3 separate regions of the Homo sapiens genome follow, and regions 2 and 3 are each linked to region 1. A link is a loop called in an ENCODE intact Hi-C map of the cell type or tissue named here. Cell type or tissue: psoas muscle. All regions are shown on one strand. Links, peaks and the distances in the headings refer to the core of each region. The heading gives the core; the rest is flanking DNA.

The links. Peaks named below come from ENCODE experiments on the same cell type or tissue, not always from the same donor. Only the 100,000 strongest peaks of a DNase experiment are listed, where the experiment ranks them.
Region 2: a loop joins it to region 1, with 2.7 times the contacts of the local background. A loop is called at or near these places in 6 of 110 quality-filtered maps.
Region 3: it touches region 1 in a loop (3-fold over the local background); 2 of 110 quality-filtered maps call a loop at or near these places.

What each region holds. Positions count from the first base shown.
Region 1 is chr12:53,966,923-53,972,647 of GRCh38, reverse strand. It overlaps HOTAIR (HOX transcript antisense RNA), which reads left to right. Exons shown (of 7, transcript NR_186241.1): 2 at 3,892-4,031; 3 at 5,254-5,379. Among named protein-coding and RNA genes, the nearest start is that of HOXC11, 3.3 kb to the left of the region's middle. RefSeq lists an enhancer at 5,363-5,725. In psoas muscle, for the core only: no CTCF peak of the experiment used is centred there; a DNase peak (open chromatin) is centred at 2,567; H3K4me3 peaks cover 348 bases; H3K27me3 peaks cover 3,847 bases.
Region 2 is chr12:53,788,725-53,794,449 of GRCh38, reverse strand. All of the region lies in intron 1 of LOC105378250 (a long non-coding RNA gene), which reads right to left. Among named protein-coding and RNA genes, the nearest start is that of CISTR, 40 kb to the right of the region's middle. In psoas muscle, for the core only: a CTCF peak has its summit at 2,555 (motif pointing left); a DNase peak (open chromatin) is centred at 2,509; H3K27me3 peaks cover 1,813 bases.
Region 3 is chr12:53,693,447-53,699,171 of GRCh38, reverse strand. No RefSeq gene overlaps it. Among named protein-coding and RNA genes, the nearest start is that of ATP5MC2, 20 kb to the right of the region's middle. In psoas muscle, for the core only: no CTCF peak of the experiment used is centred there; a DNase peak (open chromatin) is centred at 3,495; H3K4me3 peaks cover 1,826 bases; H3K27me3 peaks cover 4,004 bases.

The DNA of each region.
Region 1 (5,725 bases), core at 247-5,246:
TGTTCACAAGAGTTTGAAGAAGTCCACTCTTTTCCTGGCCAGAGCTGGGTGTCAAGACTACCTTTCTGGAGTCCTTAGAGAGACTCCCGGAAGAGTATCTGAAGTTTCCCAAAGGTGAGGCAGCCCAGCTGCAAGCCAGTGTCCCAACTTTGTCTGGCTTGCTGTGCTGCCCCTGGCTAGGGAGTCAGATTAGTCATAAACGAGTGGTGAGCAGTGCGCCAGCCGCCCAGCCGGTGCCTGGCGAAGTCTGGGAAAAACCTTCTCTAATGTTGTGTTAAATATTTAGTATGAGAGAGTGGCCCTGGGTGAATATTTCATGCCTGCCTTTATTGTCAATCAATGTGAAGAAAGCTACATCCACTGTGGATTTTCAAATCCCAAACCCCAAAGAAAAGGATTGGAATGAGAGCCATGTATCTTCTATGTCAGGGCCCTTTGGCTTAGTGGCTCAGCCTCAGCTAGTGCGCTGAAAAGAAGCCTAGTGTAGGGGTCCAGGAAGAATATGGTGGGGGGGACTAGGTTTGGGGTTCTTATCCTTGGATGATTTTGAGGACTGTAAGGTGGGTGGTGGGGCCAGGTATGGGTCTCCAGAAGAGACTAACCAGACAGTGGAAAGGAGCGGTGGATGCTGTGGCATCAGGGGAGGCCCAGCGGCCACTCCCTAGTCAAAGCCCCCAGCCTCTGTCCCTGGGGCTGTGACCAGATCTTAGTGCCTCCTTCCTATTTCTCAGCCCTGTCCTGCCCTCCTACAAGTCTGTCAGCCTCCTGGATAGCTGTAGCCCAAGAAGTAGGCTCAGTCATTCTGCATCCCCAACCCCTTGCCTTCCATCCCTCTGAGCACCACAGGACACATGTGGGCATCTGAAAATCACTTTATTGAAAGGTTCTGGACTGGGTCCAAGGGGCCAAAAGCAACCAGCATGAGCTGAAAGCAACCTTGGATCCAAAGAGGAGCTGCCAGGGCACAATTTGTTTGGGAAGGAGGGGAAGAACCGAAGCCCCCAAGGGCTCAGCCCAATGCACACTCAGGGGAAAACAAAAAATAGCCCGAACTCTCTTTACATCCATAACCCTCAGTTAAAATTAGTTTCCACTTAAAGAAATTAGAATGGATTTGTCTTGATGAAACATGATAAGGTGCTGCGGCTCCCAAACCAGATAAGGAGGACACAAAAAATTGTAGCTTGTCTCCATATGTAACCCCTAAAATCCATTCCTCCTCAATGCTCCTGCCTCCTCAAACTTGCTCAGCATTTAAGTGACACCTGAGTGGAGTCTGCCTCCACCATGGGTCCCATTCTCAGGGTGGTTCTGGAATACTCAGGGATAGGTCTCAGGTGCCCCTCTACGCACTCAATGCTGGGCGCTACTCCTTTAGTTCTGGTCAGATCTTAAACTGAAGCAAAGAAGAACTAGATTGGGGCTTTGCTGAAGTGTGAGACTTCTGTTGGTAAGGGGCCATGAAAAGAAAAATCTGCTGTGTTTCCTTTTTCCTCTAGCCCTTTTTATAGAGTGAGATGGGGCCAGCATTTTTAATTATAGTGGTGGGGAACTATGGACTATGGCTTTTAATGGGGTTCACACTGACCTCATTAAACTCGAGTTTATTGAAGGCAAAATGCTGCCCAAACAGTGATAGGAACCAGCAAGAGGGAAGCGAGAGGTACCCCTATCCTTGCAGAGGTGTGGATGAGGGCTCGAGTCTCAGATCCCGCTTTCTCCACTTCCACCCAAGGCTCTGCTTCCTTCCCCCTCCTGGCCCTCCAGGGTGATGTGGGGCCCAATCCCCCAAGGCAGATTCAGCAAAGCCAGGACTGAGATGGGGGTAGGGGCTGTATCCTGTGAGGAGACAGCTGCTGGACTGAGCACTTGAATTTGACCACCAAAGTTTATTCCTGGGCCACCATAAAAGTGAGCCAGGCGGCAACAAGGAGCTGCTGGCGGCCCTATTTCCTTGAAACAAAAAAGAAATGCAAGAAAGAATGTCAAAGAGTTGATGTCTAGGAAACGCTGGGGTCTCCCAACAGAGACTTCTGGAAAGTAATATTCCTCCCCTTAAAAGTAAGGCATAAAGTTTAAAATGTTCTCTAGTGTTGATATGGCTTAGTTTTTCAACAAATCAAAAAACCTCTAGCAACTGTCAGTTGCTGCTACGGTCAAGGAAAGAAGGCCCTGGCCACTGAGGTCAGCTAGACATTTACTGGCAAAAATGCCCATGGTCTGGAGTAGCCTCCCTGCCCAGCCCTGGGTCCAGGCTACCTGGACGCTTCAGCTGAGATGTTTGCCCTAGGCTGCACCCTCTCAGCCTGTGGATTCTGGCCACAGCATCAATACCTCCCTGTACAGGAGCCATCCCTGGCCCCCAATCCCTTCCTTGTCAAGCCCGCTCCAGGTGGCTTATTTGTATCTTATCTGGTGGGTGCCTGTGACCCCTCCATCTGCTTTGAGTCCTGGCCTTCACCTGAAATTCTCTGCAGCAGGGCCATCCGGCCCTCCCCACTGGCTCTTGGTGTCCTCAGTCAGCGCCATCAGCCAGCCTGGCTGCTAGCAGGCGGCTGCGGTCTGGGCAGCTGTCCAGGTAGCTGGACCAAAGTTAAGGCAGACTCCAGCACCCTTCCCTCCAACACACGGACAACAGGGGCAGCTTAAGAAGGGGACAGTGTCTCCTAAATTCTACCCTGGGCGGCTCCCAGAGCAAACTCCCGCACACAGCGTTGGGGCCTCCTGTTAGCTTGTCTACCTCCTCCACTGCTCTGGGTTCTAGAGAGCAGATCGTGGTAGGGAAAGGAGCCCATCCCACAGACCATGAACTGGGGAGGAAAATGCTGAAAGAAGAAATGGGGCCCACATATGCTCCAGTGGGCTTGGATTGTAAATTCAGCCTGTGTGGAGTCAATAAAAAGATAAGCGGAGAGAGTCCCACACATGGACGCTCTCGTTTGTTCACAGGCTGGGCCAGCAAGGAGACTTCATTAGAAATTGGCTTTCACCTTCTTGCCTATATTTCTCTCCCTTACAGTAATATCACTGCCTGCAATAATCCCTTTAGTATGCTTTGGGATTTTCAGGTCAGTGGTTTATCTTGCACCCGGGACACCCCAGCCCCAGCCAGGGAACAAGAAGCGGGTGGGACTGCTAGTTCCTGGCTTCCACCTCTTCTCAGACTTGGCCATTGCCCCAAGCCTGAGTCCCCAAGTCAGGCCACCTAAGCTGGTGGACGCTGCTCAGAGGTTCCTGGGACCTATGGAGGAGGTAGTGGGGAGGGAGAAGGACAGCTCCTTTGCCCCCACAGGCCCCACCCAGCTTCCTCTGTGGAGAGATTGTCCCAGGATGCTAGCAACCCGACCCTATTTCTTCCCATAAAAGCCCTATTTTACGAGCCGGTTTCACTGGCCCCCTCACCAAATGCTCCAAAATGAAGGAAATGTCTTAAAAGCAGGCTGGAAATGGAGCCGCTGCTATTGGGCTTCAGTTTCCTAAGCCAGTTGTAGTGGCACAGAAAATACCTTTTCTGGGTGGGATTGCCCTGTTGGGCCACCCAGATCTCCCGCCTCACCACAGAGCAGAGGCGGGTTGGCCGGAGCCCTGATTCTCTGGCTTTAGCTCCTACATTAAGGCTCGGACCTAGTCCTCCTGATCAAAGTGAGCTCGCGGCATTTTTATGAGATCAACTTCAGCAACTCTTTATTAGCGATCAGATGCCTGGGTCGAAAATGCAAAAGGGAACAAACAGCTAATCAATCCAAAAGGAAAAAGAAAAGAGAGGGGTGGGAAGGCATGGGGTGAAAAACTTCAGGTGACACAAAGCAAAAAGATTCCAGTCACCAAAAACAAAAACAAAAAAAAATCTTTTGCCCCCAGCAAGAATCATTTGTTTGGGATCTGTTCCAGCCTCCAGGCCCTGCCTTCTGCCTGCACATTCTGCCCTGATTTCCGGAACCTGGAAGCCTAGGCAGGCAGTGGGGAACTCTGACTCGCCTGTGCTCTGGAGCTTGATCCGAAAGCTTCCACAGTGAGGACTGCTCCGTGGGGTGAGTGTTGTGGCCTATGCCTCCTTGCCCCAGCAAGGAAAGTGCCTTCTGCTCAGGATTTACAAGTCTCCCCCATTTTGCTGCTTTCCTTTCGGCGGGCTCAGTGGTTTTCTCCTCACTACAGTCAGAAGTTGAGTTACAGGAAGATTCGCCAGAGATTTATCGCCTGGCCCCAAACTTGGAGAGCCTCGTTGTCATAAACAGCCATCTATTGTCTAGACTTTTATCTCCGGGTATGGATCGTGCATTAGCGAGGCTCAGGAGACATGGGGCTGGCTCTGTGGGGTGTTTGTGCAGCCGGTGCCTGCCCGCAGGCCCCAGGGGTTTCTTTGGGTCATTTTATGAGAGTGCACACATTTGTGTACACTCTTGGAGCTGGGCAGGTACGCCTGAGTGTTCACGAGTGGAGGCCCAAGGTAGGGAAGTCTCTTTTTCTCTGTGTTGGGGAACATTCCGGTGCGTGTACTTGTGTGTTGGGTGAGAATTTGTCATGGTATGCTTTGTTTCTGGGGCATTTTAAGTGTTCCTGCCTGGGCTTTTTCAGGTTTTATTAACTTGCATCCGCCTGGCCTGTTTATATCCCTTCCAAGCAGATCATCTGGTGTTTTTCAATATTGGAGTGCATTGTGTGTATTTGGCTTCTCTCAGGAAATGGTTTTGGGTGATACCTTCCCAGGCTTACTCCCTCAGATACCCCCACCCACCCTGAATCACACCTCAGCCTCTGCTTTCACCAGGTTGTCTGGCCCTGCCCCACTCTCTGCAAGTCCCTAAATCTCCAAAGTGCCTGCCAATTTTATGTCACAGACATGAAGCACATTTTTGTAGGGTGAGGTCTGGCTATCTCTATCTTTCCCACACTAGGGGGAAGCGTCCAGCTCATAAACCACCTCACTAACTGGAGCTCCCCTTCCCAGACTGAGGGGACATAAGAAAGGGCCTCCCCAGTCCATTTCAACTGTTTAAAATACTATCCACCGAACTCTAGATACTGCCAAAGAGAGCCTGCTGTTCCCTCCCTGGGGCTTCCCGGCTACCCCTCCAGCCCGTTGAGCCCAGGCATTTTGTAACATAAGTGGCACTTTGCCCAGATTAAACGTCTATGGCAGAGACACTTATCACCTTAGATCTTGGGGTCAGAGCTGCTTTGAAAGCCAGGATCATTTAACATCACCAGAAATAATCAAATCCTCTTCCTTTGTTTTTTATGATGAAAACACAGGGTAAGAGAGCACCAGGCACTGAGGCCTGGGAGTTCCACAGACCAACACCCCTGCTCCTGGCGGCTCCCACCCGGGACTTAGACCCTCAGGTCCCTAATATCCCGGAGGTGCTCTCAATCAGAAAGGTAAAGTGGGAGGTGGGGGCAGATCCCAGAGGCCATTTTTCCAGTTGAGGAGGGTGGAGGTGACAACAATTAGAGGCTTTTGGAGCATCAGATTGAACCAGAATTCCCCATCATTGTTTTCTGTGCATCCTTCCCTTCCCTTGCCATTAGAATTTCAATTTAAAAAGCAATGATTAGGCCTTAAAATGTCTCCATGAGCCCAGAGGAGGCGAAAACGAGCTGTGAGGTCCAGGAAAAAGGTAAGTCCTCCGCAGATATCCCCACACCAATTATTTTCCTCTCCTTCTTTCTCTCTGTTCATCCCCAGTGCTACCCTGGAGGAAAAGGATCAAGGATCTCAGTTCGG
Region 2 (5,725 bases), core at 426-5,425, 180 kb after region 1:
TAAGAAATTGAGAAGAAAGAATGGGTAAGAAAATGCTGCTCTATAGGACTAAGGAGTTCCCTTTCTCTGTCCCTTTATTCTAACCACATTTTATTTAAGTCTCTATCACCTTCACCCCTGCCCCATCTATTAGGAAAGATGAGTCAGGAGGTAACTGCCCCTTAGGCCACCCATGTCAATGTCTAGCAGGTTCTTCCTGCTAGTCCTTCCTGATGCCTAACCACAGTGACTTCTGCTGTGCCCGAAGCCCACTCCCTCATGCACACTGCCCCTATAACTTATCTTCCCACCTCCTCAAGCTTAGAATCATAGATGAAGAAAATTGGGAGGGAAGAAAGGGAATGGAAATGAGAAAGCAAGCAAGCAAGAAGGACTGGCCAGGTGGTGGATGGAAGGAGTTAAGAGGATTGGAGACAGGGGTGAGCGGGGTTGCAGGGGAAGAATGGAGTAGAGTGAATGAAACGTACAGAACAGTCTCCCTGACTCTGCTCCGTGGTTATAGAAAGAAATAGGCCTGGTGAGAAGGGGGAAAAAAGAAGAGGAGAGACTAATGGGGAGATAGGCAGACAGCTGTTCACAGGAAAGGGAAATGAGTTTAGGTCTAAGAGAGAAATTCCCAATACAGATGCTGCCTTGGTGTTGCAGAGCCTGCTGTGGAAGAGACTTGGGACTTCAAGATGTTCCCCTGACTGACGTGGGCCATAGGAGTGTCTGCTCAGGGGTAACTTGACAAGATAAACTCACATGATGTGGAGTAAAGGATCAGGGAAATTATTAGCAATGTGGTTTTTTGGAAAGTAGTTGAAAAAGGATAAAGCATGAGAGCAAAGTAGTTGATAGAGACCATGATTTTGACTAAAGTCTCATCTTCTATCTCATCCCCTCATTCAAGGAACCCAGAGAGGATAATCTAACCCTCTTTCTTCCTCCAGCTCCCATCCTTTCCTCCTCTCCTACTGTTTTTGAACATAGTTCCTCGGGAAAATCTGTCATATTTGCCTGCACTAATGTCACCCTGGCACCAGAATCCACACTGGCCTGCACTGAGCCCTGTTCCATCTGCTTAAAAAGGGAACAAATAACAGGGCCACCCACTGAGGGATAGACTCCAAAGGACTTCCAGCCAAGAACTAAGATAGTAAGATAATAATAATCTAAGAGATTATTAACTCTGTGCCCTATCTAAATCTGGGATCCGTGGGTTCAGGAGTCAGCTTAACTATTCCACTCCCTCCATATATGTTCTTGTTTCACTCTTCCTTTCCTCTTTCAAGCAATGTTACTTTCTCTTCCACCTCATTTACCTTGCACCCACAGCATAAAGTTCCTGACCAGACCTAAAGCCAACTTCAGTGTATAATCTCAGGTTCTGGCCCAAGTGCAGATGGAAGAAGCTGTGCAACTGCTCTTCCATGCCTCATACTTTAGGTGATGTAAGTGATCCAGCTAAGACAAGAATTTAGCTGTTTGACTTCAAAGGCTATGGAGGTACCACTATTCTAAAGTCCGTGTCCATCTCTGATGATCAGAAGTCTGTCTTATGCACAACCTTAGCAGCTAGTAGGAATTGCAGTTCTTTCTCTTCTAAGTACCTCTTCAAAGCCAGCAATATGAGTCCTCTAAGTGCATGAGTGGAGCAAAGAGGTACGGTTTATCTTGAAGCAAAAGTATAATCTCTATCCTTGTTCAGGATGTTGCTTGCAGAGAGGCTGGTCTCAGCGGGGTGGGAGAAGGCTGAAGAGAGGTGAAGGCTACAACTTTAATTAGAGAAACTTGCATTAACTGAAGTAAGAACTTCTCAGCAGTCTGAGGTGTTCCTCAGCATGACCAAGGAGGTCAAGTCCTTTGTGAGAAGGGGAATGATTATTCCTGAGCTAACAACCGAAGTGTGTTATCCCAACAGGAAGCAGTGGTGGGGCATGTGATCAATACTCTACAAGAGACATGAACTCATGCCACCAACTTGTACCAGGAGGAGAGGGGCAGGAACGTGGTCAAAGCAAGACCCTGGCAATGAAAGGACTACCTGAGGCTGCTGGGGAATTGGCAGACCGCATGCTTCTCAAAGCCTTGGTTGCCTTTAGCCTTATATCAGGATCCGGGAATGACCAAGAGGGTCTCTAAAGTCACCCAGGGGACATCCTTCCTCTCCTCAAAACCCTAAAGGCCCTGACCTGCTCCCCCAAGAAGTACAGAGCCCAGAACCTACTGAGACTGAGATGGGAGGCTAAAAGGAAGTCTCTGTGACAGCAATTTGTGTCTCCTTTTGTCTGCCTCTGTCTCCATCTCTTCCCCCAGCTTCTCACATCCCCAGTCATTATTTCAGAGGCCTCTACCTTGATCTGTCTCCAAGTCTCCTGCAAGATCAAAGCTCTTAACACCTGTTTTGCTTGCTGGCTCCTAGGCTAGAGAAGAGGGGGCAGGGTCCATCCTGAGGCAAGGGGAGGGCCCTGACTGTGCCTCTTCCCAAGGCAGAAGGGAGGGTGCAAGGGTGGCCCAAGGTAGGAGCCAAACCTAAGGCTCAGTTGGAACAACGCCCCCTGGTGGGAAGGCTGTCATTCTTATTCAATTATTGATTTTATTATTACTGTTATTCAGGTTATACATTGAATTAACTCATAATTATAGTAGGGTAAATATATTACAGTGACAAGAAAGGCCTTTCATAATCTTCTTATCTAAAGAAGGAAGATTCCCTGTTAGTCTCTATAGCAAGAACCTGTTTATGTCCTTCAGGTATTTATCATAATCTGTAATCATTTAATTGCTTGTTTTCTTGCTTATTGACTGTTCCGCACTAGAAAAAGCTCTATATTTAAATGAAAAAAAGAATGGATGATGAATAAATAAGTTATAAGGGAATAAACCTACCAGAGGGATAAAAACTTCCCTATAATATGATATATATCATGTCCAGATCTTAATAACAATAGTATCTTCTTTCTTAGCATTTTGACGTTTATTTCCAGATTTTTCTATGAACAATTTTTTACATTGCTTAAATAACATACACTTAAAAATAAAAATAATATACACTTAAAAAAATACACCATCATATACATTTTATGCTATTATAAACTCACGTAAATAGCCTTTTTATGACAACATATTAGAGTTCAAGTTGGAGTGAGATCATCATGTATTAACAATAATATCTTATTTTATTTATTTACTTATTTATTTTTGAGACAGAGTCTCGCTCTGCCTCCAGGCAGAGGAGTGGCGCAATCTCGGCTCACTGCAACCTCCGACTCCCTGGTTCAAGCGATTCTCCTGCCTCAGCCTCCCAAGTAGCTGGGATTACAGGCACGTGTCACCACGCCCAGCTAATTTTTGTATTTTTATTAGAGACGGGATTTTTCACCATGTTGGCCAGGATGGTCTCGATCTCCTGACCTCATGATCCTCCTGCTTCGGCCTCCCAAAGTGCTGGGATTACAGGCGTGAGCCGTCACGCCCTGCCAACACTAATGTCTTTAAAATATCCATAATGCCCTTACTTCCACATCTCTACCCATGGCCTCTTACTTACAACTGTATACCACTCATTAAATTTATTTTTTTGTTGTTGTTTTTTGTTTTTTGAGATGGAATCTCGCTCTCTTGCCCAGGCTGGAGTGCAGTGGCGTGATCTCTGCTCACTGCAAGCTCCGCCTCCCGGGTTCACGCCATTCTCCTGCCTCAGCCTCCCGAGAAGCTGGGACTACAGGCGCCCACCACCATGCCCGACTAATTTTTTTGTATTTTTTTTTTTTTAGTAGAGTCGGGGTTTCACTGTGTTAGCCAGGATGGTCTCGATCTCCTGACCTCATGATCTGCCCACCTCGGCCTCCCAAAGTGCTGGGATTACAGGTGTGAGCCACCGCGCCCGGCCGCTTCATTAAATTTATTTAACAATTGTTTGCTCTATGTTAAACATTGTGTAGAGAATATAAAATATTCAGGACACAGTCCCTCTGCTCCAAAAGCTTATAGTTGAGTAAGGGAGAAACAGAAGACGCACAACTATAGCTGACAATCAGTCAAAGGAGGATAGGAGTTGAAAGTAAAGAAATTGCTTCCAGGTAGGGCTATCCAGGAAGGCTCGGACAGGGGGTAACATCTAAGCTAAGCCATGATGATTGTGTAGGATTTCAGCAGTCAGAAATTGGGAGGAAGGAATTCCAGGGAAAAGACAGCTAATGGGAAGGAATTCTTGATTTTGGGGATCATTTGATATGGAACTGCTATTTATTATTAGAAATGCAAAGAACAGTGAAATTCAAGATAAAACTGCAGAAGCTTGAGGTTTTAAAAAAGGATGACAAGAACCAGGACCTGGATCCCAGTTCAGGTTCCATTTGTCCCCACGTCTATTGTATCCAGTGTTATTTAAGGAATGCATATAAGGTTCAAACAGGACAGGGTGCCCATTGTGCTTCCTTCTATATGTCTCTCATCTTCCCTCTTCCCCCACTGAGTTCTTTATTAACAATGAAATGATTTCTTAATCTCATTACTGAGAAAAGCACAAAGCACAGAAAAGCATATGCTACACAAATTAAGCTGGGTAATTTGCATACCTAGGGAAAGGGAGAAACCCCTCCCCCTTCCTTCTCCAGAGTCAATTTTCCTCGATCTTCTGACACCATATGTCAATAAATATCTATATTTCCTCATGCCCTGGACAGGAGATGCTGTTAAATGTCAAATATAAAGTAAAGTTTGTCATAAAAATCCCTCATAAAAAAATCTCCCAACTACCAGCATTGAAAGATGGAGGAAGGGAATTCCTGTGTTGTGTTTGCCTCCTAATAATGTTCAGATCATCCAGCTTTTTGCTTCCAGGAGCATCACAGACAATCTTTTCTTAAAGTTTTCTACAAAAGCATGCAGGGGCTTTCAACTCCTCTTACCATCCTTGCTTCTGCAAAAGTTTGTTCTCATTCTTTTTGTTTTTTTTTAATAAAACAGAACCACTGTTTAAATAACCAGTTTCTCATAATCTCAACTGTAGATGTATTTGTACATTTTTTAATTCTCCTCTTTCTGACAAAGTATAGAGGCCCACTTAGAAGCAAAGAAATAAATAAAACGAATTATCTGAGCACCTTCTATCAAGGGGTTCTAGGAGAGTGATGGTAGATGTGGGTGGTACTCATACAAGGGCGACTGTGTGTTAGGCTAGAAAGTAAAGGACAGGAGAGGATTGCCTTGTGGCTGCTGTTTCTCTTTCTCTGCAAACCTCCTCTGATTATAGCAGATTTATAAGGGCCCCAAAGCAGCCCAGCATCTTAGCCATAAACTTCCCAGAAAGAAAACTCATTGAAGTTCCCTTGAGAGGTGATGAAAAATAAATATCAGGGTTTGGTACAAACACATCAGCCAAGATCAGGGGTGGAAGGCAGCCAGTTCCCTATAGCTGGTTTAACTCATTCAGGATTTGTACACACACATACACAACATACACAAAAAGTCTAACAAATATGTTGATGGACCTACGGAGATAAGCATACCTTACTCTTTAATGCCTATTTCCAGCCCAATGCAAACATGTGTCCACAAAGCATGTATACACACATGACTTTCAATGAGTTATTTTATACCTAGCCCCTCACCCTTTCCAAGCTACTGACTGCAGGGTGGGACACAGTGAAGGTGAATGAGAGAATGTCTGAATATAAGCTTGCATGTGTCACTAAGTGTGTCTCTTCTATATTCCAAAAAGCAAATAGAAATTGTTTCT
Region 3 (5,725 bases), core at 426-5,425, 270 kb after region 1:
ATGGAGGACATGAAACCTACCTCTCAGGTTGTTGTGAGGCATCAATGGGAAAGCACAATTAGTCGGGTGTGGTGGCATGCACCTGTGGATGCAGCTGCTCCAGGGACTGAGGCAGGAGGATTGCTTAAGCCCAGGAGGTCAAGGCTGCAGTGAGCCCTGATCCAGCCTGGGCAACAGAGTGAGACTCTATCTCAAATAAAATAAAATAAAATAAAATAAAATAAAATAAAATAAAATAAAATAAAATAAAATAAAATAAAATAAAATGGGAAAGCAGTAGACCAACAGGAAGGGGGTCCACTAATTTTTATTATCACTCTTAATGTCTTCCTAGCTACCACTTCCACTTCACCACCTTTACTTCTGCCTCCTCTTCCCCATCACCCTTTAACCTAGCCTATATGCCAACCAACCCCCACTCAAATAGGGGGCAATAAGATATGCAGGCAGGCTGTGCCCAACCTGGAATGAATGTTTCTATATGTTAGTGTCTTATCAGAAGACAGAGATGAGGCCAGGTGCGGTGGCTCATGCCTGTAATCCCAGCACTGTGGGAGGTCAAGGTGGGTGGATCACTTGAGGTCGGGAGTTCCAGACCAGCCTGGTCAACATGGTGAAACTCCGTCTCTACTAAAAATACACACATGGTGAAACCCCATCTCTACTAAAAATACACACACACACACACACACACACACACACACACACACATTAGTCGGGCATGGCGGCATGCATCTGTAATCCCAGCTACTCCAGGGGCTGAGGCAGGAGAATCGCTTGAACCTGGGAGACGGAGGTTGCAGTGAGCCGAGATTGCGCCACTGCACTCCAGACTGGGCGACAGAGCGAGACTCCATCTCAAAAAAAAAGAAGGAGGAGGAGGAGAAGAGGAAGAAGAAGAAGGAGAAGAAGAAGAAGATGAGGAGGAGGAGGAGGAAGAAGAAGAAGGAGAAGAAGAAGAAGAAGAAGAAGAAGAAGAAGAAGAAGAAGAAGAAGAAGAAGAAGAAGAAGAAGAAGAAGGAAGAAGAACAAGAACAAGAACAAGAACAAGAAGAACAAGAAGAACAAGAAGAAGAACAAGAAGAAGACAACAGAGATGAGGACAGGGGACTCCAACCATCCTCGGGCATCTGGAGGCAGTGTTTTACACATAGCCAACTGTCTCTAAGCTCATTCCTTGGCAGTAACTATTTTGATCTCCATTATTTGCATGGAGGGTGTAAATTAGCTCCTTGGAGTACTGGAGGGTCTGGTTGTAAATGACTGTGTAGAAAGAGTCCAGGATTTAGGGAATTAGGAGGGAGCAGGAGCTGGGGAATCAGGGTGGAGACTGGAGGCTTGAACTTATCCCGGAGCAAGGTCAAAGGGCCCTTTAGGGGATCGCAGAGACAGAAACCAAATGTCCGGGCTCCCAACTTCCTGCCAACCCAGTTTTCCAAACCCAAGGATTTGGGGTCTCCTCCCTCTTGCCCTCTCCTACACTGATGTCTCCAGCCCAAGGCACTCAGCCAGGAATTCTTGAATTTACTCCTATGTGGATAACCCTGAAGAGCTCTCAGTGTAGGTCAGCAAGTGAAGAGCCAGAGAAAGGAAGGGGTGTAACCCCCCACCACCCCACTGTGCTCAGATCTCCAAGCACCATTTGGGCAGGACCCCCTGCTCCCACACTTCAAGGGCAGGAGGAGCCGCAGAAGGAAGCTGAGGCCCTACGTCTGTTTCCAGCCTCTCACCCCCGATCTGCGTCTCAGGGAGGGTGAGGATTTGGCGTGAAGGGCACAGCGGCGTGGGGGGCGCGGATCTCTGGCCCCCATCTCCCCCCATCCCCAGCCCCGACTCAGGCTGCAGTCTCTCCTCGTTGTAGCAGCGCGAGAGCAAAGGGACGGGCAGTAAAGATGAGTGATGGCGCGGAGACAAGCAGAAATACACCATCATGAAAATGCTAATGACTCCTTGCTCTCTTTCTTTATGGTTGGAGTAATACAGACTTCAATCATAAAAACAATCTCCCAACATTTTAATGGGCTCCATCATGCCCGCACTTGTCGGTATATTTGAAGAATAAATCACCCTCCCCGCTCGGAATGAATTCGCTGTCAAACTCGGCTCCCTCGGAGAAAATGGATGGGGAGAGAGGATGGAGGGTTTTTTTGGGGGGGGGGTCCTCTCCCCCTCTAACTCCCTCCTAAACTGGATTGTTTTGCGAGATGCCTGGATCTTGAAATGGAGGAGGGTCGGTAGGGAATTGAGGAAGCTGAGCCAGAAGGGAGGGTTTTGGCAAACCCGGGGCGGGACGGAGGAACTTCACACGGAGAGAAGCTGCCCCTTAGGTGGACGTGGAAGAAAGGGGCTAGAACACTGGCGGCATTGGAGGGAAGGGGCAAAATCTTGACCTTGAACCTAGAGAATGCAAAGAAGATACAGAAAGCATGCAAATCCGCATTATTTCAGGTTATTTGGTCGGACTTCTTTCAGACTAGGCCTTAGGCAGGGCGCAGAGGGAAAAGGCAATATTCAAGAGATCTCCTTTGAGGAAGAGAAGGCAGGACAACAAGCAAGCCCAGGAGTTTCGGCTCCGACCTTGCAGGTTTCAGCGCACTAAGCCACAGGTCGGTACGGCTGAGAAGGGCCTGAGAGTCCCGGGTAATTCTTATTTCCATACAGGTGGCCGTCAGCCAATGAAAACTTGGGATAAGCATACTGCGAGTAGCCAATCCCAGTTAAGGATGAGCCGAACTGACAGGTTTAATTGCATCTTGATTGGTTGTGATGTTGCTAGGCAGAAATCGGGTCCTGGAGATTGATGCGGACAAGAGGGAAGAGACAGATGAATAGAAAAATATCTGGAAACCTAGAGTCCTGGATTGACATGTTTCTTCCTGAGCTCCTTCATTCTCAAAGGATTGATGGGGTCAGAGGAATGACTCTCCCTTTTCTCCTTCTCTTGAGTGGGACAGAGCCCAATAGTTATATGTGTTCCCCCAAAAGCCTTCCAAGAAGTCTGGCTATTTCGAGGGACTTCTAGTCCGAAAGCCCCCCGGGGGCGGGGAGGGTGGGTATTTCAACCTCACCCCAGGTCTTCCAGAAGACTATCTTCAAGCCTTCTGGCTGTAGTTTAAGACCAATTTTCTCTAACATGCTCAGGAAATAGAGAAATCTTGCTCCACACCCGTCCTTCATTCATATCGCATGACTCAAGGAGCAAGAGATTTCCCTACCTCCTGGCCTCTCCACCCAAGGGTGCCCTCCAGATCCAGCGAGGGGTCAAAATCCCAGACCCAAAGGTCTGTGTAGTGGCGTTCCCAAACTCGCTCATTCTGAGCCTTCGTTTGCACCTAATTTGCAGAGAGCATGTCCTCCCCTCCTAACCCCCAACCCCGACCAAACCCACCTGTCTCCCTGCAGCCCCAGCCCCTCTCCCGCCACCCGGCATCTGCGGTTCCTCTTCCTCTGCCCAACTCGCCCCACATCCGACCCCTCTGTGCAGCCCGCCCGCCCCCGCCCCAGCGCGCCCTCGCCTGCAGCCCCCTGCTGGAGACAGGGCCCGGAGCCTCCCGCGACTCCTGAGTCGGAGCCTCCCGCGACTCCTGAGTCACAGCCTCCCGGGAGGCCGCAGGGGCCGGTGTGGGCAGAGGCGGGGCCCGCCGCGGGAGCTGCGAGCTCGCGGTTCTGAGCTAGACCGTCCGCGAACAATATGCCACCATTTAAATCTGAACACGCGCCAGCCGCCGATGTGATGTTAATTCGGAGATGATTTAGGGGGGTGGTACGAAGTGGGGGGCTGGCCGCCTCTCTGTCAAAGTGCTGTCCGGGACCTTAATATTTGTAATTGAAGCTGATGAGGACTCCGTCTCTGTTTCCGCTGATAAAAAAAAAAAAAAAGGCAGGGAGGGAAAAAGAGCAACTAAATTATGGGGTAGGCAGAAAAACATGATTAATCAAAGGTTTGAACTGTCGCCGTGTTCGAGGCCCAGTAAATCTCGTCCGGCCGGGCCCTGCGGAGGCCGAAGGATAAATCTGAGCCGCCCAGTGTTTGCCGCCCCTTTCTGTTTGCCTCTGGGTTCGTACGTCAATTAATTCAATAATTGGATTTGAAGAGATGTCAGGAGATTATAGAAGGAGAGCCGGGAGGAGTGAGTGTGGAGGAAGGGGTCTGCGAGAGCCAGCGGGGTCAGGTGATGGAGGGACACGGAGAGCCGGGCCTGCCCAGGGAGCGCTTCATCCAGCTTGCCTTGGCTTGGGGTTTGCGAGGAGGAGATGCTGGGAAAGGTGGCTGACCTGTGCCTTATTCTCAGCGACGGTTCCCAACCCACCTCTCCAGGCACCGCTCTCATGGAGAAGCTTTCCCAAATTCTCCTCTCTCAATTCTGCCGACTCCTTTCCCAGTTCCGCTCTCCTTTTGAAGCTGATGAATGTCTCTGCGTGATTTCATTCGCAAGTGTTTATATGTTGGTTTGTGAAGAAGTGCATTGTTCCCTCTGGTTCACCCCATCTGACCTGGAGTTTTCCCCACATAGACTGAGGGTTCCCAGAAAGGCAAGGACCAAGACTTCTCTTGGAATCCCCATCCGCAAAGGTCAGAACAGGACTTTTTTTCCTCACCCCCCAACTTCCCCTCCCACTCACACTTAGAATTCTAACCTACAGTCAAAGCTACCTTCTGCTTAAGGAAAATACCTTTACAAAAACATGACATACACACACACACTGACCCCAAACATTTGGTCCCCTCAGCTGCAGCCTGACATAGAAGTAGATGCTTCAGAATTTCGGCCCTTCAGCAACCTCGGGTGAATCCACCAAAAGGATGGACCCATCTCCTAAAAGGGAAGTGATCTTGATTTGCTATTTGGGAGCATGGCAAGGTTAGGGGAGAGATGAAGTCTGCCTGCCACTGTGTGTGTGTGTGTGACAGACAGAAAGGGGTTAGTGGGGAGAGAGAGAGAGATGGTGGGTTTCCCTCCCTGGTCTCTATAGAATTTTATGCAGGAATGGAGAAAGTTAAAAAAAAAAAAAAAAAGCCTACAGGAGAACCATGTAAATGATTCTGAAAAATGACAAGATGAAATTGGAAGCCAGGGAAGGTGATGAGGGCAGAGAAAAAAATGACGTCCTGCCAGGCTGCCTGGTGGTAAAGAAGCCCTACAGAAGGACACCAGCAGGCACCTCAGTGGAGGCTGCAGCCAGTCTGCCCTAGGCGGAAATTCTGAAGCATCTACTTCTATGTCAGGCTGCAGCTGAGGGCCTGGGGACCAGCGGTTTGGGATCAGTGTGCATGTGTATGTAATATATTTGTATTTTCCTTATATATATGGTGAGAACAAAATACACAGCTACCCTAGACACACAGGCAAGGGAAACTAAAGAGGGAGAGCTGAGTCAAATAACAACATGAGGAGTATAGCAAACCAATTTTTATTTAAGCACAACAATTTTATTTTTAAATTTCATTTTTTTGAAATGGAGTCTCGCTCTGTCACCCAGGCTGGAGTGCAGTCCCGCAGTCCTGCAATCTCGGCTCACTGCAATCTCCACCTCCCGAGTTCAAGTGATTCTCCTGCTTCCACCTCCCGAGTAGCTGGGATTACAGGCGCCTGCCGCCACACCTGGCTAATTTTTGTATTTTTAGTAGAGACGGGGTTTCGCCATTTTGGCCAGGCTTGTCTCGAACTCCTGACTTCAAGTGATCCACCTGTCTCGGCCTCCCCAAGTGCTGGGACTACAGGCA